Regions from separate parts of the Homo sapiens genome. Here region 2 is linked to region 1. The links are chromatin loops, found by intact Hi-C in ENCODE. Cell type or tissue: K562. All regions are shown on one strand.

Region 1 (2,500 bases):
GTCTCAGTTGAATAACTGTCTTTGTTTCTCGCTTCTGTAATATGCTTCCCCCTGCACAGATCTCCCCCCCACAACACCCCACCCCATGAAATGCTTAAAAGGTAACTTAACTCTTTGTTCAGGGCTCAGTCATTGGAATGTTAGTCCTACTGGGCCGGTGTACCTAAATAATAAATATCCTCCTCAACCCCATCGGTCTCTGATTCCTTATCAATCCTGCTACAGTCTTAGGCAGAGTCATCAGTTGGATATAAAGTTTCTCGGTCTGTTTTTAGTGAACGTACATGGAAAACACGTACAGAACTGGAATCGTGGAATAACTCACATGTGGAATTGAATCCTAAGCACAAGTTTGGTACCAAGGTCCACACATGAGGTGGGAATCATGCAGCATGAAGTCCCCTGGGGAGTCCCACACGGACCTGCATGGTAGCCACTGCCACCTGCCCCACCAGCCCAGCACGGCCGGCTTCACCCTGATGCTTCTGCAGTTGAGCAGAAGATGATGGTGGGTATGAACTTGGAAGCTAAACGGTCTGGATTTGCATCGCTGCACTTCTATAAGCCCATCTGTAAAACAGGTTTATGTGGATTCAGTAGTTGAATATAGGAGAAGCCGTAAGAGGGATTCTCGGCACTTCATAAATTCTCGGACGATGTTGGAAATGACGGCAGCGAAGAGCACGATGATCACTGTTACAGACTACAGCTTCCCAGCTGGCAAGGTGCCCACACCCCAAGGGGCAGGAAGAAACAGAGACAGGTAGGGACAGTGTGCTCCTGCTCAGGCTCACCTTGCTGCTGCGACGCTGGTGGCCACAGTTGCTTGCAGGACCTAAGGCCACCCACAGCGTGGTGTCCAGCCTGGCTGACCTTACCCTTTTCCGAGGGACCTGAAGTAGTTGAGGGTGGTCCTGGGACATGCTTGTATATTTTAGAGGTGCAGAGTGTAGAATTTAGAAGTAAAAGGCCATCGTGATTGCAATGTACTTCGAATTAATTCCAAAAAATCTAGAGAAGAAGCAAATGCAGGAAGTTATCGGTAATTGTGACATCTGGCTGATGGTAAATGGGTGTTCTCCATACCCTTCTCCCTCCATTTCTGCATGTTTAAAATTGTCCACAATAAAAAGATGAAAACATGAATGAAAGTATCTTTTGCTAAAACAACAATATAGTGGAGATGAGGTATTATTGCATGAATACATCTACCTGCACAGATTTGAAGCAACCTCTGATTAGCCCCAAGCAGGCCCCACAGTAAATAGAGCAGGCATAATATCCTCCATTTAACAAGAGCCTCCCTGAGCCCGGGGGTCAGGTGCATCTTTGGTGAAGGTCTTTTTATGAAGCACTTGCCTGCAGCGCCTTTTTGTGAATGTCTAATCTGATGTCAGGTGGTCCCTCCAATGTCAGCCTCTGGTAGAAAAGTGCTACTCCCAGAGAAAAGCGTATTCAAAACTGCAAAATCATATCCTTTTCTGCCTCCTGCAGGGCTCTTGGCTCTTGAAAAACTGCTTAATATTTCCTAAAACCCAGGGGCTATTTTCCACTCTCCTCTCCTCTCTGCATTCCATTCAGCAATCCCGAGGGGATGTAGATGAGGATGCTGCCTGTTGTTTCCTTATTCAGGAAATTCTAAGGCATTTTCTCTACATGGAGGATTTTGAAGAGTGAATGAGAAAAGATAAACATCTTCAGAAAGAATCTCTGGGTGCTGGCAAGCAAGGAATGAGTTTTGCATTCGGGGAGGCCATTTGCCTTCAGTGTGGGGAGTCGGCAGTGTCAGAACTTGGCAGTGAACCTGAGGACGTGGACAGGAGCAGATGGGATGTTTGACTTCACCTCCCTTTTTCTCCCCGATGCATTTCAGTGCAGGTCTGCTGTGCTGCACCAGCTGCGTGGCTGAGGAGGAGACGAGGAGGAGGTTCTTGGGCACAGGAGGAACGGGGCTGGGGTGAAAGCAGCCAGCCAAGTGCGGGGGGTGCGCTCAGCGGGGGAAGCCAAAGTGCGTGGAAAAGAAGTGCTCTCCAGGACCAGCCCTGCCCACGGCCTCCTGGCCCTCAGGGGGACTCACAGACCTGACTCAACAGGCGCACACTCACACACAGGCACACATGCATGTACACAAGACACGTGTGCATATGAATGCACCCATGCACATGTGCATATGTACAGACGTGCATGGCACAGACACAGAAACATGAATCTGCACATGCACACACATGCATGCACACAGAGAGACACACGCATGCACACACATGCGTGCACAGAGAGACACACACAAGCACACGTATGCACACATGCGTATATACGTATGCATGTATACCACAAACACGCACATGCACAGATACACAAACACATTCACACACACACATGCACACATATGCATGCACACACAGAGACACACACAAGCACACATGTGCACACATGCATATATACGCATGCATGTATACCACAACCATGCACATGCACAGATACACAAACATTCACACAGACA
Region 2 (2,500 bases), 100 kb before region 1:
ACACAGCATAAGTCTGGAATAGACAGTTCAGGAAGCAGTCTCTTAAACTGCATCGTGATGATGAAGTCCTATATTAAGTAAGATCCCAAAGATGGTTAATAGCAGGCAGGCTAAGAGCTGTAACCTCTAGTCTTTTCCTTATGAAATATTGCTTCCAGTTTAATTGATTTTATTTAGATGGGTTTACACTTAAACACAGATATTCAGGCAGCACTTGTATTTCCCTAGGGACTCTGTTTATAAACATTCAGAGATAGTTATGGATAAAGTTAGAATATCTTTCCCTCTTTTGCTTAATATTTATTAAGGACTTACTATGTGTTATATTCTGTGCTATGTGTTTTACATAAAATACATCATCACAATGACCTTCTTTTGCAGATGAAGAAACAAAAGTTCTGAGAGGTCTTCAGGAACTTGTATATAATTACAGAGGTAATAAGGATTGGTTGGAAATGAAACCAAGGGCTACCTCCTGTCCCCAAAGCTCATGCTCTTAACCCCTTCACCATGAGTTTCTGGTTCTATTCCTAGACTCTAGGCATCATATACTCCTGTTAATACTTTCTGTCTTCAAGCAAGTCCATTTACATTTATATTATAAAAGGTTAAATTGTTCATGAATATAGCTTCTAGATTCAGACCACCTGGATTCAAATTTAGACTCCACATATACTGGCTGTGAGATATTGCCCAGTGTGCATAATCTTGCCAAGGCCTCAATTTCTTCACTTATAGTATAGGGAAGACAGTATGGCCTACCTAGTGACAATGGATGGTTGTGAGGATTAAACGAGATAAATCATGTAAAGCATTTGCCTGACTCTTATTAAGTGTTCAATAATACTCTCATAGAGTGTAAACTCCTTTGAAATTAGGCATAAGACTTTAGGTATATAAAGAGCCTGAACAGAGATGTACTTGAATTCACGTCTTTATAAAACACAAAAATTATTGCAACAATCTTCAAATAGTCTTCAAGCCTTCTCCACACATTGTTGTAATCTATGTAAAGGAAAATAAAAAAATCTCAGCCAGGAGCGGTGGCTGAAGCCTGTAATCCCAGCACTTTGGGAGGCCAAGGTGGGCGGATCACCTGAGGTCAGGAGTTCGAGACCAGTCTGGGCAACATGGTGAAACCCCGTCTCTACTAAAAATTCAAAAAATTAGCCAGACATGGTGGCATACACCTATAATCCCAGCTACTCTGAAGGCTGAGACAGGAGAATCACTTGAACCCGGGAGGCAGAGGTTGCAGTGAGCCGAGATCGCACCACTGCACTACAGGCTAGGCGACAGAAGGAGATGCTATCTCAAAAAAAAAAAAAAACAAAAAAAAATCTCAGGACCCCATTCTCCTTATGCCTGGAGACTGAGTCGTGCAACACCCCTTCCAAATGAATAGCTGTTACTAGCATCGTGAATAGCCAGATCCCCATGAAAAGGTAAAAGTCCTCAGGTATCTACAAAAGACTGGCCTGTTTTATTTTTAAAATGCAATTCCGTCCAAAGCAGGAAGGGGGCAGTGGCGCTGAGAGGCACAGCGGTGCAGAGGACGCCCCGTGGCCGGTGTGAACGCCCAGCTCCTGATTCATGTGCAGGGTGCTTCACGGGAGGGTTGGAAGGTGGTTATATCAGAATGGCACATTGCAGGAGGGACTTGCCTGCCATTGCTTGGACCCACAGCTGCAGCGTTTGCATGCTGAAAGCTGTTGTTATTCTAACTGTTGACACGGGGCAGCTCCAGCACAGCTCTCAGCAGGAAGCCTGCTCCTCCCCCAGTGTCTGTGGCACCATCACTGAACCAGTATCTGCAGCAGCCAGCAAACTGACTAATTACTGATGAGCCCCTTGTTCCTCATGACCCACTGGCTCTCATCTGGGGCAGGCCATGTGCAGAACATTTCACCCAACAACAGCAGGAAACACATTCTCTCCACGTTCACATGATACGAAGAATACATCCTATTCCAGGTGATAAAATAAGTCTCAGGAAATTTTAAAGAATGACATTATACCAAGTAAGTTCTCCAACAACACTGGAGTGAAATTAGAAATCTGTAATAGAAGAAAACTTGGTAAATTGGTCTATATGTGAAAATTAGACAACATATTTCTGAACAATAAAATGGGTCAAGAAGAAATCATAAGGGATATTAGAAAATACTTTGAGATGGATAAAAACAAAAGCACAATATACCAGAATTTATGGGATGCTGTGTCACAGGGAAATTTATTATAGCCACATACATCTAGATTAGACAAGAAGAAATATCTCAAGTCATTAACCTAACTTTCCACCTTAGGAAGCTGGGAAAAGAAGAGCACACTAAGTCCAAAGGAAGAAGAAAAAAGTGAATACAGATTAGAGCAGAAATAAATGGAATTCTACTCATTTTGAAGAATCAAGAAAATCGACAAAACTTTAGCTATGTTGACCCACGAAAAAAGAGGGACGATTCAAATGATTAAAATTAGAAATGAAAGAAGAGCATTACTA

The links. Peaks named below come from ENCODE experiments on the same cell type or tissue, not always from the same donor. Only the 100,000 strongest peaks of a DNase experiment are listed, where the experiment ranks them.
Region 2: it touches region 1 in a loop (4-fold over the local background); 1 of 110 quality-filtered maps calls a loop at or near these places.

The regions. Positions count from the first base shown.
Region 1 is chr12:131,347,839-131,350,338 of GRCh38, reverse strand. LINC02370 (long intergenic non-protein coding RNA 2370) reads right to left here. Exons shown (of 5, transcript NR_103736.1): 2 at 795-1,011. Among named protein-coding and RNA genes, the nearest start is that of LINC02370, 1.6 kb to the right of the region's middle. RefSeq lists an enhancer at 1,435-1,979. In K562, a CTCF peak has its summit at 1,481; a DNase peak (open chromatin) is centred at 143; H3K4me3 peaks cover 195 bases.
Region 2 is chr12:131,451,820-131,454,319 of GRCh38, reverse strand. It overlaps a transcript of LOC101929974 not described here. Among named protein-coding and RNA genes, the nearest start is that of LINC02370, 110 kb to the right of the region's middle. In K562, a CTCF peak has its summit at 1,519; a DNase peak (open chromatin) is centred at 1,559.